Regions from separate parts of the Mus musculus genome. Here region 2 is linked to region 1. A link is a loop called in an ENCODE intact Hi-C map of the cell type or tissue named here. Cell type or tissue: left cerebral cortex. All regions are shown on one strand. Each heading gives the region's core, and the rest is flanking DNA. Links, peaks and the distances in the headings are about the cores only.

What was found. Peaks named below come from ENCODE experiments on the same cell type or tissue, not always from the same donor. Only the 100,000 strongest peaks of a DNase experiment are listed, where the experiment ranks them.
Region 2: it touches region 1 in a loop (11-fold over the local background); 1 of 42 quality-filtered maps calls a loop at or near these places.

What each region holds. Positions count from the first base shown.
Region 1 is chr16:45,807,489-45,814,680 of GRCm38, forward strand. Phldb2 (pleckstrin homology like domain, family B, member 2) reads right to left here. Exons shown (of 18, transcript NM_153412.4): 3 at 638-1,021. Among named protein-coding and RNA genes, the nearest start is that of Gm52249, 16 kb to the left of the region's middle. In left cerebral cortex, for the core only: no CTCF peak of the experiment used is centred there; a DNase peak (open chromatin) is centred at 3,559; H3K27ac peaks cover 1,419 bases.
Region 2 is chr16:45,886,860-45,894,051 of GRCm38, forward strand. It overlaps a transcript of Phldb2 not described here. Among named protein-coding and RNA genes, the nearest start is that of Phldb2, 46 kb to the left of the region's middle. In left cerebral cortex, for the core only: no CTCF peak of the experiment used is centred there; DNase peaks (open chromatin) are centred at 3,783 and 4,123; H3K27ac peaks cover 344 bases.

The DNA of each region.
Region 1 (7,192 bases), core at 2,559-5,058:
GAATAAAAATTTTCCACCAGGATTTTGAAAAACAAAACAGGATAGGGCAGGACAAAGCCCCTTTAATGGTGGTGGTGGGAGACATGAAGAATAGCGGTGTGTGTACGATTCTATGCACAGGCAATACATCAGGGAGGCAAGATACATAGTTTTACCTCACTTCTTAAGTGTTCAGCTGCGAGGGTAAGGAGAAGAGAGATGTCTTTTTACCCCAGGGTGGCTATATCTTCACAGTGCAAATACCTCTTTAAAGCATTGGTTCTCAACCTTCCTAATTCTGGGACGCTTTACTACAGTTCCTCATGTTGTGGTGACCCCAACCATAAAAATATTTTTGTTGCTATCTCATAACTATGATTTTTGCTTCTGTTATGAATCATAATGCAAAATATCTTTGCTTTCTGAAGGCGTTAGGCCATCCCTGTGTGAGGGTCGTTTGATCCTGAGGGATCACGACCCGCCGGTTGAGAACCACTGCTTTCCAGCGATCTCCCTAATTTGCTGCACCTTGTTATCTATCTTTCATGGAAGCTGCACTCCAATGTCAAGAAAATGCTGGTGATAAACCTCTCATTTCTCCGTGAAAGCATGTGCACCGCCCTAGGCCCCCATTTGTGATCTCTGCACCCAACCTTACCTTCGGAAGGATACTGAGGTAGGAGGACTCATTGGTTGCTTTCAGAAACGCGGCTGAGGATGATGGGGGCGTCCTAGTGAGGTCACCAAGCAGTTCATCGCTCCTGCTGCCCCTGGGGGCCAGGAAGCTGGCACTGTGACCAAGGTTCCCGAAGCCAGCAACGTCAACATCCTGGAGAGAGCCCTTCCGGTGGCACCTGTACCTGGCATCGGGGCACACCAGAGCGTCCTCGAACACAGACTCCTCATCCGACAGCTGCAGCTTCTCAAGCTCCTTGTTGATTTTCTGCACATCAGCCACCGTGGTGCCAGCGGACAGGCGGCGACCTTCAGGCTTTGTATACTCAGCACAGAGACTGAGGATGGTCTCCAGCCGCTGCCGCTCCTACAGCAAGGAAGAGGACAAGGTTAGATAAGATGACAGAACCGAGAAAAATCCAGACCCACTGTGGAGCTGGAGAGCTCATTCACATATTGGTCCACCAACGCCTTTCCTCCTGAGCGCTCTCTCTCTCTCTCTCTCTCTCTCTCTCTCTCTCTCTCTCTCTCTCTCTCTCTCTCTCTCTCTCTCTCTCTCCCCGCTCGCTGTATAATCCTTAAGCCCACAATCCGCCTCCCTCCATCTCTTTGGCTGGGCCTACAGACAGCTACATCCACTCCTGGCTTCCAACATCTATGGATAGATATTTAAGGACCTAGATGGAACTGGAACTGTTTACAATTCCATTCCTGGTTTCTCCCCTAAACCAGTACTAGCTATATGATCTTCACCTATATAAACCTGAGCTGACCATAGCCTATATCAATAGTCCAATAAGGATCTTCTTGATTCATCAAAGTCTCCAAAACTCTGAAGATGATAAACACACAAATAAACAAAACAACAACAACAACAACAATAACAGCAAACAAACCTTCATTTCCTATCATACAATTACTATCTCTTTCAACATTATGGACTTGTAATGCTTATACTTAAAATGAACATTCTAACTTCACAGACAATTTTTCTTTTCCTGTTAAAAACTCTAAGAGAAAAGTGACATTCAAAGTATCTCTCAATGCACAGGGATTATCTATGTCTTCATTTTCTTTCCCCTTACAACAAAAATTTCAAAACTTAAAATATCTGATCACCACATGAAGGTCTTCTTTAGTTTTTCATGTGAATTATGTCTTACAAATGCATGAGTAGTGTCAGGGAGATGGTTCAACAAAGAAAGGCACATCCTAACAAGTGTGGCGACCAGAGTTCAATCCCTAGGACCTACATGATGAAAGAAGAGAGCTGGCTCCTGAAAATTGTCCTCTGACCTCCATATGTGTGCTGTGATGTGTGAGCACACTTGTGTGCTCCTGAAGACACACACACACACATAGATAAATAAATAAAAACGTGTAATTAAATATAAAATTGTTGCAATAAAATAAAGGACATTTCACATGAAGTCTAGCTAGAAAGACATCAATATAGCTCAAAATCTAAAATCATTGACTATTTGATTCATGTAGATGGAATATAAAATAATAATTGATTTACTTAAAAAACAAAGACCACAGACCATCAATATCGAAAATAATAGCAATCATTAACTGACCCTCCTCATCAGACTCCATGTAAAAGCATAGTCAACTCCCATTTTAAGCAAATTAATAACATAGTTAAGAAGAGTGAGAAATAATTTTCCAAGTGGTTCTCATAAGCCTAGACAGCCTTGCTTGTGGGGTGGGGAGCCTCACATAAATCTAATGCCACAATAAAAACCAAAACCAGAACCGAAGGCCATATGTTGTGATTAAACCCTACCACATTGGGAAGAGACTTCAAAAGCCCCCCCACTGAAAACTACTTCACAAACTGGCAATCCGTAATAAAACAGGAACATATTCTGCACACTGGGTTACTTAGCTTCATTCCAGTGCAGCTAATTTGTGAAGACAATTTCAGAGAGCTAATTCTCTCTTAGTTGAGGTAGTAACAAAGGACTAACATTGTGCTGTGGTTCCCCAGTTTCTATCCAGTGCGCTAACTGGCAAAAATTATAACTCATTTAAACTATATCTGACATATGTGTGCCCTTTGAAGTCTCCCCCGCCCTCTAAAAGAGTAGAAACTTGTTCAAAAAGTCCATTGAACTGGTCCCTGCAAAGTCCCACCTCCCTGTTACTGCTTGAACTTCTGGGCTCCAGCTGCAGATCTGTCCTCATGGCCTCTCCCCAGACAGGCACTCATAGTTGCACAAGCCTGACTCCTTTCATCTAGGCGCCCTGGCCCTTATTTATCTCTGCAGCTGCCAGCAGCTGCCAAGCCCTACCCACCTCAGCTTTATGGGGAGGGAGTAGGAGACACAGCCATCTATTGATTTATTTTAAACTTCTCCAGCAATAAAGAAAAGTCTCTACAGGAATACACAAAAAACACTCTGTAGTTAAAGAAGAAAGGAACTTGGGTGAGTTGCATCTTCTTTCTCCACAGCCTTAGTACCAGAGACCAAATCTCCAAAGAAAACTTGCCCTTCTGCAGTTTGGGTTGAAGCTGAAGCATTTAGACTCAGTCTCAGTCTTCACTGACCGCACAGGATGCACACAGCAGCCATTGCCACTTGGGATTATCTGGCCTTTACCATTTTGCATTTAGTGGGGTCTCAGTGAACGGCATAATCATCCAATGAAGGAAAGGTACTCCTGCCTAGACTGGGAGACACAATCCTTCCTCTCACATCTCCTTCCCAAAATAGTTGCCTTTGCTGTCTAGGCTGTTGCTCAATTCCAGAGGGAATGAATGATCCCCGCCCTTAGATGGATGCTATTTCAGACAGTGAAATGCAGTATTCAAAGGCTTGTGCACAGGAAGTTTGGTCTACTGGTATGAGTCTCTCTATTCTTATCACCCCATTCACAGGCAATCTGTCCAGATTGAATCAGACACACATGCAGCACTGCTGCCCACAAGTCTAAAAGAAATCCAGGCGGTGCCGAGACACGCTGGCCCCTCGAAAAGCTACACCAAAGAGAAATAGGCTGAGGCTGAGAAGTGCGTCAGAAGAGAGACTGCAAAGCATTTCAGAAGGCACTTCAGGAAGCCTTTTAAGGAAAACCCTCAACAGAAGTAACTCTCTAGATACTGTTTGCTTCAGCTCCCTCCATTCTGGTGTCTGGTGCCACATTAGTCATCACATGGGGACCTTCCACCCTTGTGTATGACCTCAAGCCAGGACACAAACCTCTACCCCAGAGACTCAATTTTCCTTGAAGATTTGCATCGCATTGTGTAAAGCCAGAGGTAGCCCAGATTCCCACATCTGTAATCTCCCATTCAGAAGACTGGCAACTGCCACCCAGGAACCAAAATTACTGCAGTGCTAAGGTATTCAGAAAGCAAATCTTGTAAAAACATTGTCCTCCCCTTTCTCATTTCCCCTTCCCCCATCTCTGTATCTCACACATCCCGAGGATGTTATGAGTGAATCATAATAGCTTAGAAAGTGTAATGAAAATATCACTGTATAGCTTTCTGAACCCAGATATTGAAATTAGACAAAGTTCTGAACTTAGGCAATTTAAGAAAGGTGTTGAGAGGTAATAGATTAGGTAATAGATTTTTATTCCCAACTTTCTACTTCAGAAGAATACTTTTATTATATGTGCTCTATTCTATTACATGTATGCTCTACTATAGGCCCCAAAGAAGACAGTAAAAACCACCTATTGCCCTGGTGCCAACATCTGCTGGTCTAGCCCACAAGACTTGGAAAATACTGAATAAATAAATTTTGCAGAAAACCAGCTACCAATGCATAAACAGAAGGGAAAGGCTTGCTGGATGATTTGTTATAATATGCTGAGTCAACTATTTCACACAATAAAAGTGTCAGCCTGGCATACTTCTATATGAGTTGGTCAAAAGAAGTACATTTCTTTTGTCAAAAATGCCTCTTTTGACAGTTAGGTGGCTCTTCACTGACAACATAATCTAGAGTTTGGCAAAATTCTATTAAGTTACCTTTTTTTCCAAGTGGTGTGTATAAAATACATAGTTGAGGAAAAAGAGCCTCTCTTCATTCATATTTAACCAGAGATACAAAAAGTAATCTGGAAACAGCAAAAAACAAAAGCTTACAACCCCCCACCCCGTGGGTTAAGGATGGAGCTGTGGCTCAGAGGCAGAACATACAGAGATCTCAAAATGAGGAGCAGAATGTGAAGAGGTAGAGTTCAGAGCATACATGCAGAATTTCCAGGATGCCAGGAGCACATGCTAATGTCTCAATTAAGTAGGCTTGGTGATGGTGATATATACCTGTAATTCTGGCATATAAGTACTTACTAGTCTTTTATGTGTGTATAGTTCTTCTCACATTTAAACCCCTTGAGGCTAGTAACCGGGATGATAACATTTTCTCTTCACAGGCATAGGGTAAAATGGTTCTTCTAGTCCCCATTCCCAGATTACATGGTCTTCAGATTTGTGCTAACCGATAAAATGCAAGAAGCAATGGAGGAGATGCCTGTACAAAAGGCTGATATGATTTCTTACATGTCTTCCTTAGCTATGACACACTGAGCCCAGCTAGTGCTGGCTCCATCAGTCTTGGTTCCCAGAGAGAAAGTATGAAGCAGAACTCTTAATCAACCTACACTGGCCATGAAGTATATGGAAGAAATAGATCTATGCTATTTTAAACCTCTTAAGTATATTGTATTCCTTTTTTTTCCAGTATAGAAGTCCATTGTGACTGATAACCTGTGCTTCATTTTAGCAGGAAAATAGCCCAAAACTTGGAGAGAAGAGACACAGTGAGCCTGGTAAAGAATCCTCAGTCACTTACTGAATAAACATGTAGGCCGGGCGGTGATGGCGCACACCTTTAATCCCAGCACTTAGGAGACAGAGGCAGGAGGATTTCTGAGTTAGAGGCCAGCCTGGTCTACAAAGTGAGTTCCAGGACAGCCAGGGCTACACAGAGAAATCCTGTCTTGAAAAACAAACAAACAAACAAACAAACACCAACAACAAACAAACAAACAAACAAACAAACAACCATGTAGCTTTGTCCAAAGAGGGGACCTTCATTTAGGGTAGGTGGGTAGTATCTGATAAGTCTAGGATGGAGGTTGCACAGTGCAGAAAGATTAACTACTCAATTTACTATGGAAGCCTTGAGTCAAGGTCTATCATCCAACCAGAAGACTAAAACTGCATGGTCAATCAATCATCAATGAGACATGCCTACATGACAAAGGCTCAAAAATGTTGTTGGCAACAGTCTACAAAGTGGTGTGTGTGTCTTGCCACATTCTACTCTCCAAGGCTGGTAGAATAATGTGTTCTGAGTTCTCTGGGAGAGAGTGATCCAAGTCCCTCTTCCATTACCCTCCAGACCTCATTCTCTGGCTGAGATCTATTGATCTGTTTTCTCAACTGTCTAAAACTGTGGCCATTAGTACAGCCTGAAGAGAGTTCTAATAACTTCTAGTGAATTATTGAAATTAATGCTGGTTTGGGGGAAATCCTGGGCCTGCAGGTGACATCAGAAATGATGTGCTGTGTAGAGAAAGCATCCTTTCATCTTGTAACTGGCCTTTCTATTTGCCCTGACTCGCCTTTCTACTGTTCTTATCAGTCTGGGGGAAAAAATCATCTAATTAAGATGCCATAACTGTTCCTACAGATTGGCTTGACAAATTGCCTTCATGTGACATTTAACAGTTTACTAAGAATATTATAGACTGTCTGAGAAGTCTATTTTCAAATTCACAGTCAAGGAAGTACTTCACTCTGCTACTCTTGATTTAAATGGTATTGACTCAGTGCCCACCCAAAGTGTTGAGCAGTAATGGGGCTCATCAGTGGGGTCAATCTGGAAGGGGGCTCATCTGTGGGGTGGATCTGGAATGGTGCACATCAGTGGCATTGAGCTGTAATGGGGCACATCTACAAAATGAAAGTTCAATAGCTTTAAGTGGCTATGTCTGCTGGGGAGGCAACTGCAGGTTGTTGGAAGGTAACTAACAATATGGCAAATAGTAACTAACCATCAAACTCCTGTTATAAGTGACTTACTATGAAGATCTTATATGAATACACTTATCATCCTCCTTTGTAATAATAATAATCATTGAAATAAAACATAAAGAACTAACAAAGACACTTGAGTCTGTCTTTCAATATCCCTTTAAGATACTAACTACACAAAGGAAAAACCCCAATACACAGCCTAAGGAGGTGGTGAGCATCCTACGTGTTCTTCCTAAGTGTCCTCCTTGGTCCCATTCCACTGCTGTGCTACTGTAGCTAAGCGCACAACTCAAGGCCAGACCCCCAGAGTCTGAATTCTGATTCTGGATTTACATTTGCAGTTTCCAGCCAGACAGGTGCCTTGTGTTTCAGTTTAGTGTATAAAACAGGGTAACTAGAGTGTACTAGACAGTGCAGGGCTGAGCTAAGACTTTTCTTCCTGACTCACAGTAACCTGGAAGAAAACGCTTGAACATCTCACTGTTACTCATTCCTCTATTCCCACCAATACAGACAAATGTATGTTCCCCGTGGCAC
Region 2 (7,192 bases), core at 2,725-5,224, 80 kb after region 1:
GTCCACTCTTGTCTTGCACCAAGGGTCACATTTGAATCCAGCTGCTCTTAAAGGCACTATAGGTTTCCTAGGGTGTGCATGTGAATCATCAGAGAGGAGGGAGCTTCAGCTGAGTAAATGCCTCCTTAAGATCTGTAGGCATTTTCTTAACTAGTGATTGATTGGGCTGGGCCCAGCCCATTGTAGGTAATGCTATTCTGGGGTTGGTAGTCCTGGTTCTAAAAGAAAAAAGCAGGCTGAGCAAGCCAGTAACCAGCATCCCTCCATTCTAGCCTCCAGGTTTGAGTTCCTGTCCTGACTTCCTTCCGTGATAAAAAATTAAGCCAAATAAACCCTTTCCACCCCAACTTGCTTTTGCTCACGGTATTTCATCAGAGCAACAGAAACCCTAAGATATTATTTTTAAAGAATAAAACTAACTGTTGAATTTGGGGATTGTCTTAGTTAGGGTTTTATCCCTTGAAGAGACACCATGACTAAGAAAACATTTAATTGGGGCGGGCTTACAGTTTCAGAGGTTCAGTCCATTATCATCATGGCAGGAAGCCCAGCAGCATACAGGCAGACATGGTGCTAGAGAAGGAGCTGAGAGTTCTACATCGTGATCCAAAGGCAGCCTAGGGAAGAGTGTCGTCCGCAGGCAGCCAGGAGGAGGGTCTAGATCACAATGGCCAGATTTGAACACATATGTGAGACTTCAATGCTCCACCTCCACAGTGACACACTTAGTCAAACAAGGCTACACAACATCCAATAAGGCCCCACCTCCTAACAGCACCACGCCCAATAGGCCAAGCATATTTAAAACCACTGCAAGGACCATATGTGTGGCTTCCTGTCTCACTGCTATGAACTGAGAGAGTATTTCTCCTAATTCACATTTTGAAGTTCTGTTCTCCACAGTGGCCAAGTTTGAAGATACAGTTTTTAAAGAGTACTCAAGGTTAAATGGGTCCAGGTAGGGTCTTTATCGTATAGATTTCATTATTTGTTTTCTTTTCTTTTGAGATAAGGTCTTATATAGACAAGATCAGCCTTCAACACACTGTAACCAGCATGACTTTAAATTCCTGATCCTCCTGTCTCTTCTTCCCAAGTATTCAAATTAGGCACACAGGACATAGAAGACCTATGGACTGGAATTCCTCTAGGAAGTGGGAGAGAGAGCTGTGGTCATGGGCATGTATATGGACTTGCGAAGCTCTGAAGAGAGCATCAGCAGGAACTGGCCATGCTGGTACCCTGACCTTGGACTTTCCAGTTGATGAATCTGTTTGTGAAAGATTTCTGTTACTCAAGCCATTAAGTCTGCAGTATTTCACCATGAGACTGTGTTGACTAAGGGAACCATGAATAACAGATCTGGCTTCCATAGCATAGATAAAAATGTCCATTAGTGTGGCCCCAGTAAGCCTCCTCCTGGGACACAGATTTCCTGTCTCTCACATTCAGTGTTTGGTAAGTGTGACTAGCCTTTGTTTAAAGAATTTTTCACTTTGTTTTTTTTTTTTGGGGGGGGGGGCTCTTGTTTCTTCCGGATAGTACAGTACCAGAGTGATGGTGATGCTCTAGGAAGTTTGCAAAGAATCTAATACACCAAATTCTACCTTATTCTAGTCTTGCTGTCTGTCTGTCTATCTATCTATCTATCTATCTATCTATCTATCTATCTATCTATCTATGTCTGCTGAACCTGGGTCTCACACGAACTAGGCAAGTGCTTTATTACAGAACTACGTTTCCAGACCTGCCTTATTCTTTTATAAAATAGCTTATAACAGAATTTCAAGTGTATCATTAACTGTAGCTAGAGAACTATATAATATACCTTGTTTAACAGGGAGTCTGTGTCATCTCCCAGAGGCTATATTTAACCTCCTGTGTGTGGATACTTTTATTACATCATTAATATTGTCTTCAAGCCTCTGCAGTTGATTAGATCAATAAACTCAATTAATAGTGACTCTTACTTTATATATATATAATTTCACTGATCCAAATTTCTTCCAACTCTAGAAGAGTTGAAGGAATGGCCAATCAATAGCTTGCTGAACTTGAGACCCATCCCATGGGCAAGCACCAATCCCTAACACTATTAATGACACTCTGATATGCTTGCAGACAGGCGCATGTTGTCTTCTAAGAGGCTCCACCTAACAAGTGACTCAGACAGATACAGGTATAGCCAAACAGTTGATAGGGCTTGGGACTCTTACAAAAGAATAGAATGATTGCGGGTCCCAAAGGGGATAGGAGCTCTACAGGAAGACCAACAGAGTTAACTAAGCTGGACATAGGCTCTCAGAGTCTGAACATACATGGACTGGAACCTAGGCCCCTCCACTCATATGTAGCACATGTTCAGGCTAGACTTCATATGAGACTGTGTTGACTAAGGGTGCCATTAATTAAAGATCTGGCTTCCATAGCATAGATAAAAATGCATGTTAGTGTGGCCCCAGTAAGCCTCCTCCTGGGACACAAATTTCCTGTTTCTCACATTCAGTGTTTGGACAATGGGAAGAGGGACTACCACAAAAGGTGTTACCTATATGTGGAATATGTTCTACTAGCTGGGCTTCCTTGTCTGGACTCAGTGAAAGAGGAAGCACCTAGCTTCACTGAGACTTGAAGTGCCAGGAGGAGGGGGAATACCCGGGGGTTTCCCACCCCTTTAGAAGAGAAAGGAATGGGGATGAGGGAAGAAGAATTATGGGAGGGGGTGACCAGAAGGAAGGCAGTGAGCAGGATGTAAAGTGAATAAGTAAAATTTAAATTAAATTAAATAAAAAAAGATGAGTTGTCATAAAAGAAAGAGAACTCAACTTTAAAGAGAAAGAGGGGCCTAGTGACTGTGTGGATGTCTATGGTAGAAAAGTGATCAAGAGAGGCTTATGTGGCTTGGAAGTGGCCAGCGGCTGAATGCAGACAGACTCTTCAGAATTATTGACGTGCTGCAAAACCACAGGCTTGAAGACAGTATTTTCACAAGGCAGAGGTTGAGCACAGGTCACCCCCAAGCAGAGGAAAATATTTATTGTACTATTTAAAGTTGTTTTCCTTTCTTTAAACAAACTCTCCTTTAATTCCAGAGTAGAAGTTTCTTCTGGCACTTGTAGTTAAGTGATTTTTTTCCCAGGGATACGAACATCACTCAAGTCTCCCGAGTTTCATAGGGTAACAGCTAATGGCATGCTCCATTTTATAAGACAGCTAGTCAATCAGTAAATCAATTAACTAGCATGGTGCCAGTAACGTATGGCTGGACATTCACATCAGCTAGGAATTATGGTTTACGAATGCAGCAAATCCTTGATTAAATATCTATTAGTACCATCTACAAAGTACAGAGTGAGGCCTTACATTTATTGGGAAATATAGCTTAAATATACGCCTCAAACAAATATATTATTTACATGTATGTGTCGATTTTAATAAAAAACCAAACTCTCATTTTATGAGATGCTTTTTTTCTTTGTTTAAGCACTAACAATTAAGTTAACAAGACATAAAGTAATTTGATTATTATTCTGTTAGTCATAAAAATTGCAACATTATGGTAACTGGAAAATTCCTGGAAAATTCCTTAGCATTCCTAAGATAAACTTTTTTCATTCTACAAACTGTTTGAAGACCAGAGAGGGCAAGAGACTCGAGGCTTGTCTAGGCTTCACAAGTAGGCAGAACTTTTAGTTAGAGGAACAGCCTGCACCATCTTGCAACTCATACTCATGAGACACACACCCACTGCTCTAGGCCATGTATTTAGACACCTAACTCTGACTAGGAGCTGGTGAGGCATCAGAAGGACTGGAGGTGGAGGAGAGGCTCTTTCCAAATGGAGACAGTTCCTGTCACTCACAAGGAGCCTTCCTGCATGAGCATGTAATTATCTAACTACTAGAAGAAGGACCAAGTCATGACATAGGTGGGTTCGTCAGTGTATGTCTTTCTAAGTTGTCTAAGTCGTGTACTGGTGAAGACAATTTAGCCTACAACTGAGAGATCATTGCCTAGAGCCTCCCAAACAGATGGTGTTTTAATTCACTCGTGTGCTCTTCTCACAGGTTATGCATTGCTATCACCAAGGGCAACTTTGCCATCCCCCTTAGCCAGAAACCTTCTCTGACTAGTGAAGTCAATTTCTGGGCTCAGGCCCAGGCATAAGTAATTTTTAAACACTTTCTAGCTGGTGTGAATGTCCAGTCATAACTGAGAACTGCTGAGTGAGAAGTAAAATTAGGCAAAGCAAACAGAATCATAAACTAGAAAAAGAGAAAGGAAAGAAAAGAAAAAAGTGCCTTCCCTTTAGCAAGGAAATAGAGCAGTGTTCATCTAACTATACTAAACAAATCACCCCCATCATAGTGTGTCTCTGAGACACATTCTTCTTTAAAATTTAATGAGTCAATGTTTAGAGTCAATCACTTAGTTATTAAGATGTACTATATTTTTTCCTTATGCTATTTGTCTTAACAAAATGTGATTTAAATGACTTTCTATCCAGCAGTAACTACCATTCTCTAATGATGGGGAAGAACCATTTTGAAAGCCAGTCTAGCCCTATGTCATGACCTTTGTATATTAATGAATTCCTCACATCAGAACTATGCACTGGGCAGAGTATATGAGGATAGTTGAGCTTCATAGATGTTTAGTTGGTTGTGTAGACTACAGAGCCAAGATCACAGCATCTCTGATGCCCAAGCCTGGTATTTCTGCACTGGTTCTCTGTGTCCTCAGAGTGTGGTGGTATTGTGGCCCAGTGCCTTACTGAGGATCTACAATGCATGCTTTCCCCTGACTTAGCAATAATATGAGGTCTCCCACACGTTCTTCTTAATTCTCACTTCAATTTTCTTCATCTTATGAACTCAAAGAGATCAAAGAACAAAAAAAGAAGCTGGTGGGGTCTAGAGAGATGGCTCAGGGGTTAAAAGCACTGACTGTTCTTCCAGAGATCCTGAGTTCAATTCCCAGCAACCACATGGTGGCTCACCACCCTCTGTAATGGGATTCAATTCCCTCTTCTTGTGTCTGAAGATAGCTACAGTGTACTCACAGACATAAAATAAATAAATAAATCTTTTTTTTTTTAAAGAAGCTGGTGATCATATTTTGTATGACCTCTCTAAAAGGGTGAAACTCTAGAGGATAGGTCGACAGTTGTTAGGTATGGAAGTAGAAGAATTAACACAGAGGCATGAGGAAATAGATTTTTTTGAAACTTTTTAAACTGGGTTTTGGGCTTAGGTACATAGATATACACATTTACCAAAATCATACAGCTATCTGCTCAGGATAGGAGAATATTTCACCATGTAGACAGTCTCTGATTTTGATGATTCAACATAGTGTTTCAGAGTTACAATGGCATGGAAATGAATTCATACAACCATCCTGAATTTTGATGTCAGTACATCACTTAATAAACCACATGGGACAGACACTTTATTATAAAGCAGGTACTGACTTAGGGCATTTTGTGTTACTCTAGGCCAATGGTTCTCAACCTGTGAGTCGTGACCTTTTGGGAGTTTCAATGACCCTTTCACAAGAGTCACAAATCCAATATCCTGTATATCACATATTTATATTGTGATTCACAACAGTAGCAAAATTACAGTTATGAAGTAGAAACAAAAATAATTTTATGGTTGGGGGTGCACCACAATGTAAAGTACTGTATTAAAGGGCCGAAGCATTAGGAAGGTTGAGAACCACTGCTTTAGACTAACATAAGTTCTCAGTATACTTGATGTCAGTGTATACTGTCAGAGAGGCTAAGCTGTGAGTCTTAGGAGGAGGCATGCTACGTTTTCTCTCATTTGTGATTCCTATGTTTCATATGTCTACATAAAGTCTTAAACACATATGGGAAAAATAAAGGTGAAATTGTCTAGGGAAACTAAGGGAACTCTCAGAAGCAAGAGAGTCAGGAGATGAGAGAAGGGAAGTGTGCTGGGTATGGTGTGTGTGTGTGTGTGTGTGTGTGTGTGTGTGTGTGTGTGTGTGTGTGCTGTGTGGGGGTATTCTCAGTATGCAATATGTATTGCTGGAGACTTAAACTGAATTCCTTTCCCTTCTTGCCTCCTCCCTCCCCCATACCACAGCCACTGATTGCTGATTGGCAGGATGGAGCCCCATTCAGTTATCTTTAGCTCATTGAAAACTGCTTCAAAGGCCAGTGTCCAGGCTGCTGCTGCTGGTGGGACTATTTCTGAGCCATCCCAGAGGTTTGGCCAGCAGATGGTGTGCCCTGGAGGGAGACTGGATCAGACTGGAGCTGACAGGAACACTAGAAGCCTGGCTACAGCAGAACTGGTCTTGGAATTGCAGAGAATTTCATAGTCATAACCTTACATTCCATTCCCTAACAATCACAGAGGGAGAGGCACTCTGATCCAAACCAGAGTTAAAGAACCACAGAGACGTTGGCTAGACACTGCCCTCTTAGCTTCTCAGAAGAAAGATGGGCCTTTTGTGTCAGTGTTCTCCACTCCCAGGTAGCATGTGGCTCCTTATTTTAAAATCAGAGCATGACTCTACAGACCAAGGACAGAAGCCATAATTCTGCTGTGCCTAGAGATGGTTCAAAAATATGCCTCTAAAAAACAAATTTACAACTGGGCTCTAGCTAGCTTTCACGGGACTCTCTTATACAACATTACCTTTTTAAACCCTTCTTTCTTTCTCTAATGTTAACTACAATTTAGTTGTGTTGATAAATCCAGGAAAGAAGAACCTGAAGTTTAATTTTTTCTGAAAGAACAAAAAGAAAAAAAGAAAAATGCTTGTGTTCCCATATTCCCATCATCAATACCCTGGGCAAGAAAATAAGTCCAGGAAAGATTGATTCCTTTGAAGGAGCAAGAGAGAAGAAAAAACAACTTAGCTAGCAGTTACAAGGTGGGAATTTAAGTGCTCTGGTCATTTCCTTTCCTTTAAAAACAGAGACAAGCATGTATGTACTCCCCCTGAGTGCATGTGGAAAGGCAAAGGAGTCTCAGAACTGTTCCTGTGATCCACAAGTAAGGGCAGGCTGGGATCACTCTATTTAGCTATTAGTCCAATTAGTAGGAGTTAATGTTTTCCCTGAAGGACAAATACCAAGCATTTCACAAGAGGTCACAAGTCATATTACTCTGTGCTGGCTTAGAGACCAACTCAGCTGCAGAAAGCAGCAAATACC